Linked DNA regions of Homo sapiens: all the other regions are linked to region 1. The links are chromatin loops, found by intact Hi-C in ENCODE. Cell type or tissue: mammary epithelial cell. All regions are shown on one strand. Region 1 has its middle 11 kb from the start of HPSE2. Region 2 overlaps HPSE2 (heparanase 2 (inactive)). Region 3 overlaps HPSE2 (heparanase 2 (inactive)).

What was found. Peaks named below come from ENCODE experiments on the same cell type or tissue, not always from the same donor. Only the 100,000 strongest peaks of a DNase experiment are listed, where the experiment ranks them.
Region 2: a loop joins it to region 1, with 2.7 times the contacts of the local background. A loop is called at or near these places in 3 of 110 quality-filtered maps.
Region 3: a loop joins it to region 1, with 8 times the contacts of the local background. A loop is called at or near these places in 19 of 110 quality-filtered maps.

What each region holds. Positions count from the first base shown.
Region 1 is chr10:99,244,267-99,249,266 of GRCh38, forward strand. It overlaps a transcript of HPSE2 not described here. Among named protein-coding and RNA genes, the nearest start is that of HPSE2, 11 kb to the left of the region's middle. In mammary epithelial cell, a CTCF peak has its summit at 2,660 (motif pointing left); no DNase peak of the experiment used is centred here.
Region 2 is chr10:99,039,936-99,044,935 of GRCh38, forward strand. All of the region lies in intron 3 of HPSE2 (heparanase 2 (inactive)), which reads right to left. Among named protein-coding and RNA genes, the nearest start is that of MIR6507, 120 kb to the left of the region's middle. In mammary epithelial cell, a CTCF peak has its summit at 2,980 (motif pointing left); no DNase peak of the experiment used is centred here.
Region 3 is chr10:98,788,833-98,793,832 of GRCh38, forward strand. The region is part of intron 3 of HPSE2 (heparanase 2 (inactive)); the gene reads right to left. Among named protein-coding and RNA genes, the nearest start is that of MIR6507, 130 kb to the right of the region's middle. In mammary epithelial cell, a CTCF peak has its summit at 2,186 (motif pointing right); no DNase peak of the experiment used is centred here.

The DNA.
Region 1 (5,000 bases):
TCAGCCTCCCAAAGTACTGGGATTACAAGCGTGAGCCACCACGCCCGGCCTACAACGGTATTTTCTTTTGTTCTCTAGGCTAATGGCATACTTTGACCTTTTTATTTTTATTTCTTTTATTATTATTATTATTATTATTATTATTATTATTATTATTTGAGACACGGTCTCACTCTGTCACCCAGGCTGGAGCGCAATGGTGTGATCATGGCTCACTGCAGTCTCTACTTCCTAAACTCAAGCAACCCTCTCACTTCAGCAGCCTTGTGTAGCTGAGACCACAGGTGTGAACTATGCCTGGATTTTTTTTTTTTTTTTTTTTTTTGTAGAGGCAGGGTCTCACCATGTTGCCCAGGCTGGTCTCAAACTCTTGGGCTAGAGCAATCCTCCCACCTTAGCCTCCCAAATGCTGTGACTACAGGCATGAGACTTTGACCTTTTTAAATACTCTAATATGTTTAGTTCATTATAAGGAGAGTTAAGCAAATGTTTATAACAGAAGGCTTACCACTGATTCATTCCACTACTCAATAATCAAAATCAGCTGACAGACTTTAGTAGTACATACTTACTCAATAGAATATTTTACTTCTGCTTGAATTAACATCTAGACCCCTAATTCTTTGGAGTAGTTTTGTCCCCACATAAGCAGATCCAAGAACTTCCTTAATTCAATACTAGTTATATTAAACCTTATCAGCCCTGTCACCAAATTTTCTAATACTTCTAGTCCTTTTCATTATCTAGAGATATTGACATGCTGATGACTCTTGGGAAGTATATTTAATTTTGATCAGACACTTAAATTTTAAATTCTTCTTTTGATTTTCTGAAGCCTGGACCACACAATAAAATAGTATTTCCTGTGCTGAAATACTTAAAAATAGTCTTTTCCCCTTTCAAGTAGAAATGAAAATAACGTGCAAGCCTAGGTCAGGGATTCTCACCCCTGGCTGCACATTAAAATCATCTGAGGAGCTTTTTAATAATTTATTTGGAGTAGGGCCTGAGAATATTCCAGATCCCTCACTACACAATTCTATTTGGTTTCTAATTTCAGAGAGCAAATTTAGATGACAAAGGATACCACATTATTTAATCTATTTGATTCCTAGGTTTCAGGTAATGAGGAGAAATAGGTCAGATTCTAAGGGATATCTCAAAAAAATTATTGGAATCTATTCTACACCTAATTTAGAAAGTGAAAGTTCAGATAGAGAGGGACCATCCCCTAAGGGGGAAAATTATGCAAGTAAATACCATACATCCTACTAGCTTTAACAGATTCTCAAACTGATCATTCTTTCATTCAATAAATATTTTCACTTTATACCATCTGATTAGGAAATTTGAAATACTGAATAACGCTAATTGTGAATGTAGAAAAATGGGAAACTTCTTGCATGCTGATGGAAGTATAAAGTAATTGGGCCACTCTGGAGACTGATCTGGCAATACTTAGTGAAATTAAATATGTATATTCCCTAAGAGCCAGTAATCCCACTGCTGGGCATAAACTCCAGTAGTAAAATTTGCAAAAAGGCCATTAAAACATTTGAATGAAGATGGTCAGTAAAGCGCTGAGTTTAATAGTGAGGAATTGGAGACACCTAGATGTCCATCATAAAGGAAATAGATAGGTAAAATGAGGACAACTGTTAGAAGCAATGAACTAAATGTACACACATACATATGTACATAAAATAGGTTTTAAATACAATGATAGGTGAGAAACACGCAAAACCAGAATGATACCTATAGCAAAATGTTAGTGCAAATTAAACACATATGTTAAACAATATATTTTACAAGGATACAAAAACATCAAAGGACATACATCAAATGCATTAGAGTTGATGCCTATAAGATAGTTGTTGAAAGAAAAAGAAAATAAAACAAAAAGACTTTTCATGGACCAATGTTCGTAAACAGTCTCTTACATTCAAGGCAATACTTAACCAATTATGGGGGGGAAAATACAAGAAATATTTATTGAGGTCTGACAATGGACCGGGTATTGTGTCCTCCTGCCACCTTGAGATCCAAAGAGGAATAAGAATATCCTTGCCCTTGGAAACCTCACAGTGTACCTGGAAGAATGAACAGGCTAACAAATCCATTTGATAAGTGCTATAATAAAAATGTGGTGAAAGGTGCTGTGGAGCACAATAAGGGATTATGACTTAAAATCAATTTGTGGCCGTGCGTGATGGCTCATGCCCGTAATCCCAGCACTTTGGGAGGCCAAGGCAAGCGGGTCACCTGAGGTCAGGAGATCGAGACCATCCTGGCCAACATGGTGAAACCCCGTCTCTACTAAAATACAAAAAATTAGCCAGGTGTGGTGGAGCGTACCTTTAGTCCCAACTACTCAGGAGGCTGAGGCAGGGGGATTGCTCAAACCAGGGAGGCAGAGGTTGCAGTGAGCCGAGATCACACCACTGCACTCCAGCCTGGCAACAGAGCAAGACTCCATCTCAAAAAAAAAAAAATCAATTTGTATATATAGAAGCCTATTACTTGATACATATGTAATTTTGCATCACAATAATTACTAAAATATTTCATACTGTTTTTCTTTTTATGTGTCCAGTTTTGCCTAGCTTCTACTTTAGTAATAGCTAAGGGTTGCCTGCTGTAGAAATGCTAGAGTGCCATCTGCTGGTGGAAATGTTTGAAATTCCCCCAACTACCTCACAATCTGTTCTCAAAAACAAAAATAATCATACCCATAATCGTATATTTGGGCTTGAAGAAATCTTAGAAATCATATAGTTCAGGACCCTAGTTTTAGAGAGTAGGAAGTATCTTTCTTACAAGATTTCATGTCATTTAAGAAAATCAAGAACACACAAGCATACACACATACCCTTCCATCGCCACTGTAAATGTCACAGAATGCTATACAGTTAAGACTCACAAAGATAAACTATCTTAATTTCCCCAATTAGATAAACATATAATCTCCTTTAAAGACTTCCATAAGACATTTTTAAACCTTTTGGTAAAGATCACTTCCCAGGAAAACAATCTTAGTAAGGCAGTTTACTGCAACATGAAAAGAATTAGTTCTGCTGTCAAACCTAAGTTCATTCCAGCTTTACTATGTATTTTTAAAAGTAAGGAAGTTCTGAACATGGAAATGAAAACATGATACCCGCTACCGCAAAAACACACTTAAGTATATAACCCATAGATCCTATAAAGCAACCACACAATAGAAACTACAAAGCAACTAGCTAACAATGTCATGATAGGATCAACACCTCACATATCAATATTAACCTTGAATATAAATGGTCTAAATGCCCCACTTAAAAGACACAGAGTGGTGATTTGATTTTTTTAAAAAATGAGACCAATCCATCTGCTTTCTTCAAGACACACATCTCACACATAATGACACCCATAGGCTTAAAGTAAAGAGTTGGTGATATGGTTTGGATTTGTGTCCCCACCCAAATCTCATGTGGAATTCTAATCCCCAATGTTGGAGGAAGAGCCTGGTGAGAGGTGATTGGACCATGGGGGTGGATTTCCCCTTTTCTGTTCTCATGACACTCAGTGAGTTCTCATGAGATTGGGTTGTTTAAGTGTGTAGCACCTACCCCTTCTCTCTCTATCCCAGGCTCCAGCCATGTAAGACATGCCTACTTCCACTTCTGCCATGATTGTAAGTTTCCTAAGGTTTCTCAGCCATACTTACTGTACAGCCTGTAGAACCATGAGCCAACTAAACCTCTTTTATTTATAAATTACCCAGTTTGGGGTATTTCTTTATAGCAGTGTGAAAATGACTAATACAGAAAATTGGTACCAGGAGCAGGGTACTGCTATAAAGATATCTGAAAATGTGGAAGTGACTTTGGAACTGGATAATGGGCAGAGGTTGGAACAGTTTGAAGGGCTCAGAAGCAGACAGGAAGATGAGGGAAAGTTTGAAACCTCCTAGAGCCTTGTTAAAATGTTGTGACCAAAATGCTGATAGTGATATGGACAATGAAGTCCAGGCTGAGATGGTCTCAGATGGAGAGGAGGAACTTATTGGGAACTAGAGAAAAGGCCACTTTTCTATGCTTTAGCAAAGAGGTTGGAGGCATTGGGCAACTGCCCTAGGGATCTGTGGAACTTTAAACTTGAAAGTGATGATTTAGGGTATCCAGTGGAAGAAGTTTCTAAGCAGCAAAGCATTCAAGATGTAGCCTGGCTGTTTCTAGTAGCCTATGCACACTCATGAGCAAAAAAATGATGTAAAACTGGAACTTATATTTAAAAGGGAGGTGTAAAAGTTTGGAAATTTTGCAGCCTGGCCATGTGGTACAAAAGAAAAACCATTTTCAGGGGAAGAATTCAAACCAGCTACAGAAATTTGCCTAAGTAAAAAGGACTAAATGTTAATAGCAAAGACAATGGGGAAAATGCCTCAAAGGCATTTCAGAGACCTTTGTGGCAGCCCCTCCCCTCACAGGCCCCAAGGCCTAGGAGGGAAGAATGGTTTTGTGGGCCAGACCCAGGACCCCAATGCCCTGTGCAACCTCAGGACGCTGCTCCCTGCATCCCAGCCCTCCAGCTCAAGCCATGGCTAAAAGAGCCCCAGATAGGTCTCAGACTCCTATTCCAGAGGGTGCAAACCATAAGCCTTGGCAGTTTTCATGTGGTGTTAAGCCTCCGGATGCTCAGAGGGCAAGAGCTGAGGCTTGGAAACCTTGAGCTAGATTTCAGAGGATGTATGGAAATGCCTGGATGTCCAGGCAGAAGTCTGCTGCAGGGGTGAAGCCCTCATGGAGAACCTCTACCAGGATAGTGTGGAGGGGAAATGTGGGGTTGGATCCCACACACAGAGTCCCCACTAGGGCACTTCCTAGTGGAACTGTGAAAAGAGGGCCACTGTTCTTCAGACCCCAGAATGGTAGATGCGCCAACAGCTTGTACAGTGTGCCTGGGAAAGCTGCAGGCACTCAACACCAGCCCTTGAGACCAGCCATGGGAGCTGAGCCCTG
Region 2 (5,000 bases), 200 kb before region 1:
GAAAGTGATTTTCAAGTACAAATGTCTACCTTCATCCCTTAAAACTATATGTAACTGCTGTTGCCTGTATAATATTCACTCTTCCATAATTTTTCTATGATTATCCAGATAGATTATTGATTACATACACACATATTTGTATACATAGACCTTCATAGGTACAGTTTTCTTTTTGTAGAGGTCGGGTAATGCTACACAGATAATTCTTCAAATTGCATTTCTCATTTTAAAATATATCACAGGCATCTTTCCATATCAGCACATATAGTTCTACTGCATTCTTTTTAATAGTTGTATGTATTTCAATTGAATGGATATACCAAAATTTACCTAATCGTTACTCTATTAATGCACATTTAATTATTTCTAATATTTTGTCATTTTAAAGTATGCTATAAAGAAAATGTATATTAATATACTCATGGTACTTTTCTATGAAATAGAGTCCTAGATTTAGGATTATTAAGAGTGTATCTCTTAATTTGTATACCAATTTATATTCTCACCAGTAGAGTCCATTTTGACACATGTTCACCAACACTTTGTCTTCTATATTCGTATCCATTTTCTTCTAATCTGTTTTTCATCTTTTAACTTTACATATCATTTTAACTTTACATATCATTTTGTAAAACTGAAGTGTACTTTTATGCAATCAAATCTGCCGCTCATTTATGTCATTATTTCAATGTTTTATGACTTGAATATTTATACCCAAAAATAAAAAAAACTTCCACATCTCTATAGTATAGTAACATCTCTATAGTTACAAAAGGAACTCTATTTAGATTCTTAATTCATCTGGAATTTATATGTGATATGAAATAGAAAATAAAATCTAAATTTACATTCTTAAAATTGCACAGCCAAGCCAGGTGCAGTGGCTCACGCCTGTAATCCCAGCACTTTGGGAGGCCGAGGCGAGCGGATCACAAGATCAGGAGATCGAGACCATCCTGGCTAACACAGTGAAACCCTGTCTCTACGAAAAATACAAAAAAATTAGCCAGGTGTGGTGGCGGGTGCCTATAGTCCCAGCTACTCCGGAGGCCGAGGCAGGAGAATGGCATGAACCTGGGAGGCGGAGCTTGTAGTGAGTAGAGATCGCGCCACTTCACTCCAGCCTGAGTGACATAGCGAGACTCCATCTCAAAAAAAAAAAAAAATTGCATAGTCAAGTATTCAGCACATTGATCTGAAATGTCACAACCTTTTTTATGTACTAATTCCCAAAGGAAGTTCCAAGATGGCTTACTAGAAGTAGCTAGTGCACACTGCTCTCACAGAGAACAGAGTGGTGAGTAAACAGGCTCTTCAAGTGGATCATCCAGGAGGCCACATTGAGATTCATAAAGGATGCAACAGCAACCCACAAGGAGCAGAGAGGAGCGAGGCAGAACAGCTGCCCACCCAGGATTGTCAGCAGAACCAGGGGAGGCTCCCTACCTCTAGGGAAGGGTGAATGAGTGAGAGCCCCTGGGGACCCATACTTCTGCCATGGATCTTTGCAATCTTGGGTATGGGCAATCCTCCCAACCCCCAATCCCTCTGGGACTCCAAACTAACACAGAGAGCTGCCTGGAGTCTGAACAGAACTACCCACTCAAACCCAGGTTGAGCCCCACAGGCCTTGGACTCCTGAACACCCCAGCACCAGCTTCCCTAGCCTCACCAACAACAGAGGCCAGGCACTCTCATGTGCCCTTAGGGTAGGGGCCGCATCCATAGTGCTGAGGAGTGCACGGATTGCAGGCCTCACCTCTGCTGCACCTCACCAGGAACAGCCAACTGGCCTGGGCCCCCAGTGTAGTCATCCCACCCACACCTAAGCACTCTGGCCCTGCATTTCTCTGGGATGGAGCTCACAGAGATAACCGACAGGCCCGTTGTGATTGCCTCTATAGTCCCTGCTACCCTGAGGCTGGGAAGGGAGCTAAGAGCCTGAGAACAGTCACAAGCCTCCAACATGCTGCAGCTACCATATGAAAAGACAGCTGGACAGTTTTCCATATGGTTCACTGCTCCTCACACATATTACATACACACATATTTGTACACACAGACCTTCACATGTATAGTTTTTAATTTTAGGTATAAAAACCCAAGTCATAGCCACCACACTCCCACCTGATCACTTCAGTTCAGTGTTTCTCTGGGGTGGAAGTCCCTAGAGACAACTGGCAGGCCCTCTCCTATTGCTTCTGCCCTGGTCCCTGCCCTTCCTCCCAACAGGCTAGGGAGGAAACCAAGAGCCTGACTACTTTCCTGCACCGACAGCACACCACGACAGCCGTCCTATGGAGAAGAGGCCAGACTGTGTTCCATGTAAACTCCTGACCCCTGCCCCACCCTTGGCCAGACAAGGCGTCCCTGGCTTGGGCCCACAGCACAGCTGCCCACCCACAGCTGATTATCCCAACTGGCAGAAGCAGCTCTGCATTTCTCTGGGGTGGAATTCCCAGAGGCATTTCTCTGGGGTGGAGTTCCCAGACAGTCCCTCTGCCATACCAACCACTACGGTCCCCATTCCTGCTGCCCCCAATATAAGGGGGAACAAAAAGCCTGAGTTCACCACAGGGCTGCAGTGCAAAGCTTGGGAGTGCTGAGCCAAGATCTATGACCAGCACTGGAGCCGGAGAGCAGTGCACACTCAGAGCACAAAAAAGGGTGAGTCTGGCTGGCTTGTGGACTGCCGTGGGAGCAGTGCATGCCTCCCTCGGAAGGGCCCACCGAGAAAGGTGTGGCTTATCTCTGCCACTGCCTCTGCCAGAGAGAGCCCCGTGGCCCCTCACCTAACATTCAACAAAAGAAATGAAGGTGCAGTCCCAGTGATCAGAGGGGACTCTCCAGAGGCCTAGGAGTGGACCTGCTGAGGGGGTCACCTCTCTCCACACTGCAATACAGAGCAGGGCTGCAAATGTCAGAAACTATAAAAGAGCCACAAGACTAAGTCTATTGGCCTTAAGCGCCATCTACTGGATCACAGTCCAAACAACACCACCAAAAATATTTTGCTAATATACATCCCTGTGAAACTAAGGACAAGAATTCAGCCACAAACAGACCCCACACAGAGCCTTGACCCACTAAAAACATCCAGAAACGAAGCCAACTGACTATACTCAACTTACACCACAGTTAAAGGGACACCGACCCTCCGAAATAAGAAAAAATCAGCGTAAGAACTCTGGCAATTCAAAAAGCCAGTGTCCCCTTCCCTCCAAATAAGTTCACTAGCTCCCCAACAATGGTTCTTAAACAGCTGGAGGCCGGGCATGGTGGCTCATGTCTGTAATCCCAGCACTTTGGGAGGCCAAGGCGGGTGGATCATGAGGTCAGGAGATCGAGACCATCCTGGCTAACACGGTGAAACCCCATCTCTACTAAAAATACAAAAAATTAGCTGGGCGTGGTGGTGGGCACCTGTAGTTCCAGCTACTAGGGAGGCTGAGGCAGGAGAATGGCATGAATCTGGGACCCAGGAGGAGGAGCTTGCAGTGAGCTGAGATTGCACCACTGCATTCCAGCCTGGGCGACAGAGTGAGACTCCATCTCATAAAAACAAACAAACAAACAAACAAAAACAGTTGGATGTGAATGAAATGACAAACATATAATTCAGAATCTGGATGGCAAGGAAGCTCATCAAGATTCAGGAGAAAGTTGAAACCCAATCCAAGGAATGCAGTAAAATGATCCAAGAGCTGAAAGATACAATAGTAATTTTAACAAAGAACCAAACTGAACTTCTAGAGCTGAAAAATTCACTACAAGAATTTTGTAATACAATCAGAAGCATTAATAGTAGAATAGACCAAACTGAGGAAAGAATCACAGCTCAAAGACTGGCTCTTCAAATCAACCCAATCAGATAAAAATAAAGAAGAAAGAATTTTTAAAAATAAAAAAAACTCCAAGAAATATGAGATTCTGTAAAGAGACCAAATCTATGATTCACTGGCATTCCTGAGAGAGGAGAGAGATAAACAACTTGGAAAATATATTTGAGAATACAGTCCACGAAAATTTCCCTAATCTTCTTGGAGAAGTTGGTATGCAAATCCAAGAAATACAAAGGACCCTGGCTAGATACTATACAATATGACTATCCCTAAGGCACATAGTCATCAGATTCACTACAAAATAAAAAATCTTAAAGGCAGCTAGAGAGAAGAGTCAAGTCACTTACAGAGGAAACCCCATCAGGCTAACAGGAGACTTCTCAGCAGAAACCTTAAAAGCCAGAAGAAATCAGGGGACCTCTGTTTAGTGTTCCTAAAGAAAAGAAATTCCAAGTAAGATTTCATATCCTGCCAAACTAAGCTTGAAATGTGAAATAGAAATAAAATCCTTCTCAGACAAGCAAACACTGAGAGAAATCATTTCAATTAGACCAGCCTTACAAGAGGTCCTTAAGGGCATGCTAAACATGGAATCAAAATAACAACACCTGCTACCACATAAACACACTTAAGCACATATGCCACAGGCACTATAAAGCAATCACACAATCAAGCTGACAAAACAACCAGCTAACGACATAATGGCAGAATCAAAATCTCACATTTCAAAAGTAACGCTGAATGTAAATGAACTGAACACCCCACTTAAAAGGCATAAAGTGGCAAGCTGAATAAGAAGACAAGACCCAACCATTTGCTGTCTTCAAAAGATCCATCTCACATGTAACAACACCCACAGGCTCAAAGTAAAAAGATGGAGAAACATTTACCATGCAAACAGAAAACAAACAAACAAAAAAAATAGCAGGAATTGTTATTCTTATATCAGATAAAATAAGTTTTAAACCAGTATAAAATAACAAGGGCAAAGAAGGGCATTACATAATGATAAAGACTACAAGCACACAAGAAGACTTAACTATCCTAAAATATATACACACTTACATTGGGGCACTCAGATTCATAAAACAAGTTCTTCTTGGCCCACAAAAAGACTTAAGACAACCACACAACAATAGTGGGAGACTTCAACACCTC
Region 3 (5,000 bases), 460 kb before region 1:
CACCCACTGTCTGGCACTCCCTAGTGAGGTGAACCCGGTACCTCAGATGGAAATGCAGAAATCACCCGTCTTCTGCGTCGCTCACGCTGGGAGCTGTAGACCGGAGCTGTTCCTATTCGGCCATCTTGGCTCCTCCTCCTATATCCACTTCTTATCCTTCTCACTTTTTTTTTCTTTTTAGCACTTGTCACTCTATAACTTACAGTAAATTTTACCTATTTATGTTATTATCTCTCTTCCCCAGTAGAATGTAAGCTCCATGAGGACAGAAATTTGTATCTGTTTGGTTTGTTACAGCCCGGTGATACAGGGCTTGGAACATGGCAGACATTCAATAGATATTTGTTGGATAAATGAATATAAAGATGGTAACTTTAGCTGTGTGTAAAAAATGGTCAGACCTTAAGTGGAGAAGTACTACGGGGAACTGTGAATGCTAGTATGAGAGATCCAGAGACACATGCTTGGGACACATTAACATAGTTGGAACAGTCGTAGTTGAAATCATAAGAATGAGTTCCTTGAGAGGATGAATGTTGCAGGATGGGTTTTTCAAGAGCAAATCCTGAGTAAGAGTCTGGGTGTTTATTAAGGATCGACAACTTTGAAAGGAAGCAGACTGGTTAGAGAAAGAAGTCAAATTGCAATGCAGGCTGGAAATACCTCAGCCAAACTGGTAGAAAACTGTGAAGTAAATGCTGCCTGTCAGAGTTGTCCTGAAATAGACCCAAATAGTTGGACCTTTATAGCCCCATCTCATTCAGTCACTGATGTGGGCTGTCTTGAGTAGGGCTGACCTTGGATGAGGCTACTCTCTGCAGATAAGGCAGATCCTAAAGGAGATGACAGCCGGAAGCTGTCTATTGACCTCATTTCTTATAGCTGGATGGCAAGTACTTTTTTTAAGGGAAATATGAGCAGTATATCTCCATATCTACCACAAATGGGGAAAAGAAGGCTAATGGCTAGAGTTGCCAGATTTAGCAAGTATAAATATAAGACACCCATTCAAATTTAAATTTCAGATAAATAGCAAAGTGAGTTATTAATATAAATATTCCCACGTAATAGTTGAATCACAATTATGCTAACAAATTATTTGTTGTTTATTTAAAATTCAAATTTAACTGAGTGTCCTGTGTTTATTTGTCAGCTCTACTAAAGGCTGAGTCAGGATAGAGTCTCAGTGGTCAGGAGAGAAGTAAGTGGAATTGTCAATAAGAGATGAGAGAAAGTCAGAGAATGATCCATGAACCAAGATAAAGTAATAGCATTGAGATACAAAGAAGGAGGTGGCTTTCAAAATAATGAAGTGACTGACAGAATTTCCTATTTTTAGAAGACTGAATAATATTCCATTGTGTATATGTGCCACATTTTATTTATTCATTCCTTGATAGACAAATAAGTTGATTCCATACCTTGGCTATTGTAAATAATGCTGCAAGGAATACAGGAATGCAGATATCTCTTCAATATGCCAATTTCAATTCCTTTGGATATAAACTCAGAAGGTGGAACTGGAGGGCATTATGCTAAGTGAAATAAGCCAGGCACAAAGAGACAAATACTGTATGATCTCACTTATATGTGGAATCTAAAAAAGTCGATCTCATAGAAACAAATTAGAAAGGAGGTTACCAGAGGCTGGGAGGGAGAAGGAGGGATGAGGAAAGGGAATATGTTGATCAAAGGGTACAAACTCTCAGAGCAGAGGATTAAGTTTTGGTGATCCATTGTACTGCATGCTGACCACAATTGATAACAATGTGTATTTCAAAATCGCTAAAAGAATAGATTAATGTTCTCACCACAAAAAAATCATAAGTTGATGAGGTGATGGATATGTTAGCTTTACTGAATATTTCTACAATGTGTACACAGATCAAAATATCACATTGTACTGGAGTGTGGTCAGTATGTATGTATATTTATCATACATAATTATAATTTGTCAATTAAAATAAAAAGAAAAATAATGTGATATAAAATTGAATTTTGAAAAATGAAAAAGATGTGTAAAAGATGATGACTGAGTATTACTGCAGTGACTAAAAGATTAGAGATAAGAAAAAGCTTCAAAAAACAGTGGCCTTCAGTGTCAAATGACACAGAGACAGGCAAAACAGCCAAAATATTTGCAGGGGTGATGAGGTATGTCAAAGCAGATGTGATAGGGCATGCTTTGCCACAAGATGGCACTCATAGTTCCTTCTTTTTCTGAGTTTCTATCAATAAATATTCTGCAAATTTTTTATTGTTATAGAACAAAGAGACTATCTTATGTTTCACAACTTATAGCATTGTGTTTCATGTTATATCATTTTCCCACAACTTATCATTGTTTTTCCTTTTAGAACATGAAGATATAATGAATGCTGGAATTGACTGAGGGGGAGGGAGACTGGCATTAGAACTTGGAGGAGGGAGCAAATGCAATGCTATTGTAGATACAAAGTACAAAGCCTTAACAAAAGGCTGTTAGATTTAACAATCAGATGATGACTGATGAGTTTCAAGAAAATGAAGAATAGTGATGGAAGTGGTAGCCAGACTGCCTAATGTTGAGGAATGGGAATGCGCTGAGAAAGTAGAAGCAGTGAGTACAGACTATATGTTTAGCACATCTGCTATAAAAGAAAAAGAAGGAAAAATAGGTGGACTTTTTCCTTATAAGGAACTATTTTCCAAATAAGGGTTTGTTTACCTTATATGTAAGTTTCAAATATTTGACCAAAATACCTCTTAAACGGCAATTGCCTCACATAAAAATATCTCTATAAAACAAACGCAGTTGTGTTGCAGAGACACTTCTACTTAACTGAACAACTCCTTTAGTCCCTCTATATTATAGCACTTATTTCTTTTCAAAATAATTTCATACCTTTTTCTTATATTGTCTACTGAGTGAATGTTTGAATAAAGGTCTATAGAGAACATAAGATTTGCCTGACATTCCACAGCTAGAGAGAAACAGAGCCATGAGTCAAAGTTTTCTGATGTATAATTCCATACTCATTTTATTGAATTCCTTTTTCTGTTACTTGATTTCTAGTTCAAGTTTTCCACTTATTATCAACGTTATTTTTCAACATGTATAAAGTGACAATGGCTATATGAAATTACCCCGTTCTCAATAGTTTCCATGCTGTCTCAGATATGTAACAGTTAAAAGTTACCTGTCTCCCGAACAGCATGGGAAAATATGCGCATTATTATCTCTGCTTTGTGTAAAACTGAGTATAATATTGAGCTAAACCAAAAATAATTTATAAATCACCACACTGTTGCACAGGTAAAATCCTGTGCTTATTGTTTCAGGTGGATAGGTACTTCTACTAGAATACAAACAGTCTCACCACACAATCAAAAGGTTTTTTTTTTCAGCCAATAAATCTAATCTGTACACACTCATTTTTCTTTTATTTTTATCATCAAGGTGAAAATCAGTTTCTGTATTTGTGTAAATCTAAGTAAAATCTAATCCTTTGGACATAAGAAAGAGTGAAAGGAAGACAACTTTAGCTTTGTTCTTCTCATTCAATTTCCTCACCCCAAATATAGAGAAAAAGGTGGAGGGGCTTCTATAACTAGTTCACCGGTAACTCCACATAAGTCAAACAAAAGAACACTTCAAACCTGCTTTGTGGCTAGACCTCCATGGGGAACAGCCTTCTTACTGAATTGGAAAGAATAAAGGGTATTTTTGAACTTACAGTGCCTGAAAACATCATGTCTGCAAAGTGTGGTTGGCATTTTTGTACATTTAAAAGAGTCTAATGAAGCCCAGCTCCATACAAATTCCTACAAAAAAAAAAAAAAAACACGAAGAATGGAAAATGGTTCCTGCCACCCAGGGGTCAGAGTGGTGGTTGTTTCTCCAACCAATTGTACAAAGGAGACCTGTCATTTATATAGTTCCAAAGTCTTGCATTAGCAAGTACACCACGAAGACTGGCCCTTACCCAAATAATTTACTCAGAGAGACATTTAATATGGGGTAAATACAGCCTCAGAGAGAACAGCTTTGAAGGATGTCTTTGAAAAGGTCAGAAGAAGATGAAATGAGGAACGTTGTTACTTAGGGCCTTTATTAAACAAATGCTTGCCTTAGCTCATCTCCAGCATGTCTTAAATAATGACATACCCACTTCACAGACAAAAAACAAATTGGAATGTGAAATTTTTCATTAGTATAGGCCCTCAGGCCAATGGGTTGTTCTAAAAGTATGTGAATGGCCTCTTTCCACCAGCCTGGAGACTGCTTCTATCTCAGGGATGTATCTATTGCTCTGTTAAACAGTCAAGTTTGTATTTCAGATGTTCTCCCTTAACTGTAATACAAGTTAAATTTGAAAACTCTGTTCTCCCTAAGCCTTATGCATGTCCTATCCCTTCAGGTTCTTGGCTTTAGGTAGCTATAACCAGTTACTGCTACTGTTACAACAGACAGCACTTTAGGTGTTAACTTTTTTGGGGTCATAGGCACTTTGCTATCATAAAATCAACTGGCTATTGAATTAAATAAATTTTTTGGTTATCCATAACATCACTTCCAACAACTGATTTCTTTGCTGCTGCTATTCATCTCTAGTTCTTTGTACATATAAATGTATCCATCCATTCAACGAATATTACTGAGCACCTGCTATTGTTCTAGACAAAGGGATTATGGAAGTCATCAGAACAGACAAGGTCTGGCTATATGGACCTACATTCCAGATAGGTAGGAACAGAAGAGTGTGGGATGAGGGAAGTAACAGGCAATACTTAAACAACATACATTAAGATAGTGATAAGTCACATGAAGATAAGAAAACAGGTTAATGTAATTGATAATGTATGGAGAACTACTTTTGTCTGAATAATAAAAAACTGCTGCTGTGAGATGAGGTGTTAAAGTGTCACTTTTGAGTTAGGGCCCAATGATGACAAGAAGCCAGCATGTACAGGTCTGGGAGGAGAATGCTGTAAGCAGAGAAAACAGCAAGTACAAAGGT